Linked DNA regions of Homo sapiens: region 1 is linked to region 2. Evidence: read pairs that join two places in POLR2A ChIA-PET (ENCODE). Cell type or tissue: PC-9. All regions are shown on one strand. Links, peaks and the distances in the headings refer to the core of each region. The heading gives the core; the rest is flanking DNA.

Region 1 (4,067 bases), core at 310-2,809, 120 kb after region 2:
CAAATTAGAATAAATAAATAAACATACTTGGCCAGGTGCAGTGGTTCACACCTATAATCTCAGCACTTCAGGAGGCCAAGAAGGGCAGATCACATGAGCCCAGGAATTCAAGACCAGCCTGGGCAACATAGTAAGACAAATCAGCTGGGTGTGGCGGCTCTCACACCTGTATTCCTAGCTACCTGGGAGGCTGAGGTGGGAAGGTCGCTTGAGTCCAAGTAGTTGAGGCTGCAGTGAGCTATGACTATGTCACTGCACTCCGGCCTGGTGGCAGAGTAAGACCCTGTCTCAATAAAAAAAAAAAAGAATCAAATAAGCAATTAAATATACTTAAGATTAGAAATACATGAAGGAATCGTGTATAAAAAAGATGTTATGAATAAAAACAGGAAGAAGTAAAACCAGAACAAGGAGATGTGACTGAAGAAATGAGAAATCCTGGAAATAAATGAATAATCATGAAAATTTTTTAAAAAACCTTAAGAGATAGGATAAACGCTAGACTAAGCCCAGTCAAAGCATGAGCAAATTGAAAGCTACTACAGAGAAATGCGCCCAGGATGCAGCATGAAGAATTACGAAACACAAAACGGAGCAGTTCAGAGGCAAGGGGGACAGATGGACTCCAGTCCACACCTCAAAATAAGCAGCACTGAGACACGGAGGCAAACGGTCAAGCTGCAGGATGTTGAGAATAAAAAAAAATCTTCAAAGTAAATTACAATATTGTTTGGAAGCTTAATAGAGCATTAACATGGTCATTTACTTAATTTTTTTAAAACTCTACAGTTATGCAGCCATTTAAGATAAGAAACTCTTAAAAATACAATAAAAAGGGACCATTGTCATTGATGGTGACCCTAAATCGTTTATAAAGCAAAGCCACTTTATATGTGTGTGGCTAATAGCTAGTTTTGATTCCCTGAGGCCTGATGTAGTTTCAGAACTGAAAAATTATTTTCCAGCTAGAATGAGATTCATCTAGAAATGGGGTATCCTATCTTTAAGAAAATACTGTTGTCAGTGAAAGCAACATATTGACATAGTGGTCTACCACTGAAAAATTTTAACACGGCCGGGTGCAGTGGCTCACGCCTGTAATCCCAGCACTTTGGGAGGCCGAGGCAGGCGGATCACAAGGTCAGGAGTTTGAGACCAGCCTGACCAGCATAGTGAAACCCCGTCTCTACTAAAAATACAAAAATTAGCCGGGCGTGGTGGCGCACACCTATAATCCCAGCTACTCGGGAGGCTGAGGCAGGAGAATCGCTTGAACCCGGGAGGCAGAGGTTGCAGTGAGCCGAGATCATACCATTGCACTCTAGCCTGGGTGACAGAGCGAGACTCTCAAAAAAAAAAAAGTTAATGCAGATAAAATGAATTTGGGCCTTAAACCAGAATTTAGAAACAGCACACCAACTTCATTATAGTAAGCTTCTAGAGCCTTTGTTTATATTATTTATACAAAGAATCAGAATAGAATCGTTACCAAAGGTATAAAAATTGCTTTTTCAAGTGTCCCGACTTTAAATCTTATTTTTACCGTCCCTAATAGTGTCTGCTTTTAAAAAATCACTTATGCTTTCTGTTAAATGTCATGAATTTCACCTTGGGTAGAAATCAATAGGCAGAAAATGAATCAGACTTACAGTAATTGATGTCAATAAAACATATTGGAACCACTATTTTTTTTAAAATGCTGAGAACCACAAAACCATTCCTGTAAGAGAACAGTCTAAAAAATTAAATCTACTTTCACTTCTGTTTTGTTTACCTTCTGCTTTCCATAATGACAGCTTAAGAACTTCAGGCCCTGGGCTTCTGCTGTTTGCCGGAGGACAGTGGTACAGTTGACTAAGGACACATGTAGTTGGCAGACATCTGCAAGTGGAAGGCTCACAGCTTTCCTCACCGGGAATCAGACTATCAATCACCAGCTGCTGCCCTCCATGGTCCCAGGGAGAAAGGTATCATAGGAATCCACATGATACTCCTACCCTGAAGTATGGAGAACCATCCTCACAAAACTAGGATGATACTTTGGTGCACAATTTGGAGTGTGAATGGGAGGAAAATAGAACATCAAAATGAAACTGGCTTTGGTTAAGAATTTCGTTTGTATTCCAAGAGTGGCACAAGATTCTGCTACCAGGACCAAGGAAAAGGCATATGTATTATTATCAACCAAATGAGTTTATAAAGTACTTTCTAGATGTAGTGTACTTTTCTACATACCATCTGAGGGGTAAGGATGAAGAAGGAACAAAGAATAAAATACGACCAATGCCCAAAATTATTTGAAGTGAGAGTGCTTCAGTGAAGCCACAACAATAAAAAGACAATCTGGGGAAGAGAGGAAGCAGGCAACCAAGCTCCTCTGTGTGGCTTTCCAAAGAACTCCCCATATGCATTAAGAAAGCAAGGTTCAGATTCAATGCATTAATCCCTTCAATTCATCCAAATATCGACTGAGCATCAACTATGTGGCAAGCACTAAGCATATGAAGATTAACAAGAAAGACAAAAGACCTGCCCTCACAGAGCCTGCGCTTCAGGGGGGAAGACAGTCAAACAGATGTCTGAGCTAGGCGATGTTACATGCAACCCTCATAAACGCTACCATCCCTGCTGCCAACAAGTGTCCCAAACACAAGGGATCTAATCACTTTTTTTAATTCTTCTTCTTTCTTTTCGAGACAGGACCTGTCTCGCTCTGTCACCTAGAGTGGAGTGCAGTGGCACAATAAGGGCTCACTGAAGCCTCGACTTCTAGGGCTCAGGTGATCCTCCCACCTCAGCCAACTGGGTAGCTGAGACTACAGGCACCACGCACTACGTTCCACCATGCCTGGCTCATTGTTTCTATTTTTTTGTAGAGACGGGGGGAGGGGGGGTCTCGCTATGCTGCCTGGGCTGGTCTTGAACTCCTGGGCTCAAGCGATCTGCCTGCCTTGGCCTCCCAAAGTGCTGGGATTACAGGTGTGAGCCACCGAGCTCAGCCAGACCACTCTTATTAAGGCAGAATGAATCGTTCAAAGGCCACAACCTCTAGCTGCACCTCCATCTTTCTTTTTGCTTCTTCCTGGGTATTAAGAGTTCTGGCACTGAAATGTGCCTAAGAACAATGGTACCAGGCTGTACACGTAAAACCACGTGCATCATACATTATGAGCAGTTTAAGGATAACTTGGTCTACATACAGATTTCTCATCTTTTTCAGACTAATCCATGAGGGAGATGCAACTCCACTAACATAGCGCTAATTTAGGATATTGCTGAATAAACAGCAAAGATTTAAAATCATCAGTTCAGTGAGTGCTTACTATTTACTATGCCAAGATGGGTTATGCCTTGTCATGACGTTACAAGAAACACAACCCATTTTAGCCTACAGCCTGTGGTTTCCTATTGTCTTCCCCACTACGAAGGCATGCAATGTTCAGGGTGACTCGAAATTCCTACTCAAGAAAAAGTATCTGGGCCAGGTGCAGTGGCTGATGCCTGTAATCCCAACACTTTGGGGGGCTGACGTAGAAGGATCACTTGAGCTCAGGAGTTTGGAACCAGCCTAGACAACATAGGCAATATAAATAAAATAAATAAAATAAAAATAAAAAGACATTGTACCTCTTGATGGGAATCACACTCAGCAACTTGCAGAGAGGTGGGAGAAACCTGTGGCTACTTCTGCTAACAATCTAATGTTATTTTATTTATCATGATTATTATTACTTTTTGAGACAGAGTTTCACCCAGGCTGGAGTGCAGTGGTGCAATTTATGCTCACTGCAGCCTCTACCTCCTGGGCTCAAGCAATTCTCATGCCTCAGCCTTCCAAGTAGCTGGGATTACAGGTGTGTGCCACCACACCCAGCTAATTATTTCTAGTTTTAGTAGAGACGGGGTTTCACTGTGTTGGCCAGGCTAGTCTCGAACTCCTGACCTCAGGTGATCCGCCCACCTCAGCCTCCCAAAGTGTGAAAGAGATAAATACCCCAGCTCCTTGCTTCTCAGGTACGGCAATGTGAAGGCATGGCCCTTGCAGTCTCTCGGACGTCCCCAGTGGG
Region 2 (4,908 bases), core at 941-3,440:
TGTGCGCCTCTATGGGCAGCCAAACCTGGGGTGGTGGGTGGGGAAGGTGTCAAGTCTGATGCATGTCTGTTAGGGTTCTGGGCACTGTGACGTGCATGCAGGTGGAAAGTCCATTCTCCTGACTTGGAGCTGGTATCTGTTACACCATGAGAGCTGGGGCCTGACCCTTCCCCTGTGTCCCTGTTGCCCCCAGGACTGGCCACTGACGGAGCCATGGTCAGGCTGTGGGACTCAGGCCAGCTGGCCGCGGCCTTCCCACAAGAGTCAGTTACTGGGGCTATCAGATGCTGTGGCTGTTGGTTGGTTTGTCTCTGTGGTGTCAAGCTGGGCCAGCTTTTGGGCAAGAGCAGCCTCATGGGGAACATAATCAATGAGAAAAGGATGGCAGAATCTAGCCTGGGGGTTGCTGGGTGGAGGGCAGAGGGTGCTGGGCTGCCTGGCCATGCCTCCTCTTCAGTACTGAGCTCAGCAGGGGGCCCCAACCCCTTTTACTGTAGGACTCTGCTGGCTTCTGACCAGAGGTAGCTCTAAGCACTGGTCCTTTGCAGCCCCAGGAGGAACGGGCTGCGGGTGAAGTGAGGACGGAGGTAGAGCTTCACCTTGGTGAGGGGCTTTCCTAGGGGGACAGCCAGGTGCTTAGCCTTGTGACAGCTGCTCAGTGAGGGTTATTCACAGCCCCATCGGGACTTACTGATTGGGCTTCACTTCCTGATTCTGTGATATTCACACGGCTCCAGCCAGTGGTTCCATCTATCCACCCATCCATCCTTCCATCCATCCAATCACCCACCCACCCACCTACCCATCCATCCATCCATCCATCCATCCATCCATCCATCCACGCACCCATCCACCTATCCACCTAACCATCTACTCATCCACCTATCCATCCATCCATCCATCCATCCATCTTTTCTTCCTTCCACCCATCCATCTATCCATCCACCAATTTACCCATCCCCACCCACTCACTCATCCACCCATCTACCCACTCATCCATCCATCCATCCATCTATCCATCCATCCATCCATCCATCCCTTCGCCCACCCATTCATCTATTCACCCACCCAACCATCCTTCCATCCATCTACCCATCTACCCATCCACCCATCCATTCATTTTCGTGGTCCTCACAATTAGCCTGTATGGTGGGGATGTGCTATTATGCCCATTTTCAGATGAGGGTACACACATACAGGTTAAGAACTGGTCTGAGGGCAGAGCTAATGAGTGGCTGTATTAGTTATCTATTGCTATTAGTTATCTATCTATTAGTGGCTGGAGGCTGATTTCAATTCTTTTCTATGTGGGTATCTCCAGCATGGCAGCTTGCTGTGTCAAAGCAAGAAAGCCAAGAAGTTATGTGTGTGTGTGTGTGTGTGTGTGTGTGTGTGCGCGCGCGCGTGCACGCGCGCGTGCTCATGTGAGAGAGAGGGAGAGAGAAAGGTGGAAGTCACTGTCTTTTATAACGTAATCTTGGAGGTGACATCCTGTCCCTTTTGCCATATTCTGCTCATTAGAAGTGCCTACCCATGGCTGGGCATGGTGGCTCATGCCTGTAATCCCAGAACTGTGGGAGGCTGAGGTGGGTGGATCACTTGAGGTCAGGAGTTTGAGATCAGCCTGGCCAACATGGTGAAACCCTAAACAACTAAAATACAACTAAAAATAACCCTAAACAACTAAAATACAACTAAAACAAATCCTAAACAACTAAAAATACAAAAATTAGCCAGGCATGGTGGTGCATGCCTTTGGTTCCAGCTACTTGGGAGGCTGAGGCAGGAGAATCACTTGAAGCCGGGAGGTGGAGGTTGCAGTGAGCGGAGATCACACCACTGCACTCCAGCCTGGGTGTCAGGGCAAGACTCTGTCTCAAAATAAATCAAATAAATAAATAAATAGCAGAAGTGTCCACCCACACTCAGGCCAGGAGGTGGGATCACTGGAGGCCATGCTAGAAGCTGCCTTGGCCAAGCCAAGGTTTGAACCCAGTCGGATCTGACTTAAAACCTGTCCTTCCAGAGGAAGCCAACTACATACAGAGCCTTGTTCTTCCCCAGTCCCAGAGACCAGCCACCTGTCTGCTGCCACGCAGGGTTGGAATTTAATCATACATTGACTCACTTCATGGGTGTTTACTGAGCGCCTACTAACACAATGCTCCACAGGACGGTGTGGTGCCTGCCTAGGGGAATGCACCGCTGGTGACGGATATCCATGCTGTACATTTACTCACCTGCCATGTGGGTCTGCAGAGAACATGTCTTTTCTTTATTTCCTGCAATGGATCTGATATTTCTCACAAAGCCTACTCATAGGGCAACAAGGAAAAAGAACTAGATTTAATTTAATCTGATCCAGTACTTTAGGCCTTTAGGTAATGCTTGGTCTCAAATTTCCTTCTGCTCCTCCCAGCTTTTCTCTAAGCTGGCACTGGGTGGGTGGGTGGGGGTGGGGGTGTCTGGGTGTTGATGACGAGACTTCCCAGGAGGAGAGGGATTTCTAGCCAAGTCCGATGCCCAAGATTGCTGCTTGGCTTTCTGGCATTTTGGCCGAAACCGGCAGTAGGTAAAACTCATGCTCTGGGCCTCCGCCTGCCTGGTTGACTTGGCTCTACCTTGGCTCAGAGCGCCCTCTTCTTTTTTTTTTTTTTTTTTTTTTGAGATGGAGTTTCTGCTCTTGTTGCCCAGGCTGGAGTGCAATGGTGCGATCTCAGCTCACTGCAACCTCCGCCTCCCGGGTTCAAGTGATTCTCTTGCTTCGGCCTCCTGAGTAGCTGGGATTACAGGCGCCTGCCACCACGCCCGGCTAATTTTTGTATTTTTAGTAGAGATGGGGTTTCGCCAGGTTGGCCAGGCTGGTCTTGAACTCCTGACCTCAGGTGATCCACCCGCCTTGGCCTCCCAAAGTACTGGGATTACAGGCATGAGCCACTGCGCCCAGCCTTTTTTTTTTTTTCAGAGCCCCCTCTTCTCTACTGCATCTGACCCCTACCTGAGCCATCTACTCCCAGACCCTTCTGCAGGTCCCTCTGCCCCTTGTCTTAATGAGGTGTCACCTACCTGAGCAAGAACACATTGAGCCCATCCTGGCCCGGAGGGGACCAGTGTGGCCAAGGAAAGCGAAACACCAGGGCTTCCTTCCTCTCAACTTGCTGCACCTCCAGGGGCCCCACCCCTAAGCTGCTGGAGGGTGGTCTCAGAGCACTTTCCTCCCAAGCCCCCAGAGGGTCAGTGCGCAGCGGTGACTTCTAAACCTACTGTCTCATAGCAAAGTCTGTGTTGATGATCAGGAACTAGATCTGCCATGGTCCTCTTTATTCCTTCTGTACAAATTCAAATATTTTCCAGGTAGCCAGGTGCCTCAGGCCTGAGAGGGGAAGGGCTACTTACCCAGAAAGGCCAAAGAGGAAAGCCCAGTAATATTTTTCGAGCTATTAATATTACCTGGTACCAAAATGATCACACATGTAATTAGTCACAATCGTGGTAAAAGTGCTGAAGAGAAAGCCTATGAGTAATGAGGGTGTCAGGAGAGTGGCCTGACCTAGCCTAGGGGTCAGGAGAGGTGGTCCTGAACCAGGGTTGGGTAAGGGGATCCAGAATGAATAGCGGGGTGGCTGGGTGAAGAGGGGAGTGTGTATGTGCATGTGTGAGCATGCATGTGTGGGTGTGTGAGTGTGCACCATGTGTGCACATGTGTGAGCATGCATGTATGGGTGTGTGCGCGCCATGTGTACATATGTGTATAATGTATATGTGAGTGTGCATGTGCATGCGTGTGTGTGCATGTGTGTGACTGTCCTGTGTGTGCATGTGAGCAGGTGCTGTGTGTGCATATGTGAACACATACATGCATGGGCATGTGTGCATGTGAATGCATGTCATGTGCATGCATGAGCCATGTGTGGTGTGTGCATGTGTGTGTGCAGCCTCATCATTTCCTGAATTTTTTTTTTTTTTTGAGATGGAGTCTCGCTCTGTTGCCCAGGCTGGAGGGCAGTGGCTTGATCTTGGCTCACTGCAACCTCTGCCATCCAGGTTCAAGTGATTCTCGCGCCTCAGCCTCCCAAGTAGCTGGGATTACAGGCACCCGCCACCACGCCCAGCTAATTTTTGTATTTTTAGGGGAGATGGAGTTTTGCCATGTTGGCCAGTCTGGCCTTGAACTCCTGACCTCAAGTGATCCGCCCGCCTTGACCTCCCAAAGTGCTGGGATTACAGGTGTGAGCCACTGTGCCCGGCCATTTCCCCTAATTTGAGGCACTCCATTCTCTGAGTCTGGATTGTTGTGTGGGTGTGTGTGGGAAAGGAACCGCACTGAGGAGGGAGAATCAGATTCTCTGAGGAGGAGGCGCAAAGGTTGGGGCCTCTGCAGGAAGCAGCTTTGCCTGTTCATGGGACTGAGAGGGGACTCAGCTTCTGGAGTCTGAGTGGTTGGCACCACCAGGGGACCACAGTGGTGGGAGCATCAGGGGCAGGAGGAGGAAGGTCACTGTGTCCCCCATTAGGAATGTCCTCCTCTCTTTCCTGCTGGTCTCAGAGCTGAGGACCAGGATACAGATGGCCAGGTGCCTCTGTCAACAGACTCAGGTGACTGGGCAGAGTCAGTTTCCCCACCTGTGCACAGCGAAAAAGAGATCTGTCTCTGCCGGGATGATGAGTGGACAGTTCTCCCGGGACTGGCAGAGCAAGCCTCAGACTGAGGGCAGCCAGGGAACAGCAGGTCATACTCCCATGGCAGAATGATGCTAAGGTTCCCAGGGTGTCCCAAACACCCTTCCCACCCCCTGCCCCAGTCTCATGAGAGGGCCATGGACGCTGACACTGTAACTATCCTCTGCTAGTCAGGCAGATGCTAGTCACAGCAGCATGGAATCTCAGAAACAGCCCTCACAGTGGGCA

The links. Peaks named below come from ENCODE experiments on the same cell type or tissue, not always from the same donor. Only the 100,000 strongest peaks of a DNase experiment are listed, where the experiment ranks them.
Region 1: POLR2A ChIA-PET joins it to region 2 with 5 read pairs; 1 of 35 experiments calls an interaction of 5 or more read pairs at or near these places.

Annotation. Positions count from the first base shown.
Region 1 is chr20:50,544,668-50,548,734 of GRCh38, reverse strand. The region is part of intron 1 of PTPN1 (protein tyrosine phosphatase non-receptor type 1); the gene reads right to left. Among named protein-coding and RNA genes, the nearest start is that of PTPN1, 36 kb to the right of the region's middle. In PC-9, for the core only: no CTCF peak of the experiment used is centred there; no DNase peak of the experiment used is centred there; H3K27ac peaks cover 594 bases.
Region 2 is chr20:50,667,916-50,672,823 of GRCh38, reverse strand. The region is part of intron 1 of RIPOR3 (RIPOR family member 3); the gene reads left to right. It overlaps LOC105372659 (a long non-coding RNA gene), which reads right to left. Exons shown (of 5, transcript XR_007067644.1): 3 at 2,241-2,312. Among named protein-coding and RNA genes, the nearest start is that of RIPOR3, 21 kb to the left of the region's middle. In PC-9, for the core only: no CTCF peak of the experiment used is centred there; a DNase peak (open chromatin) is centred at 2,203; H3K27ac peaks cover 2,401 bases.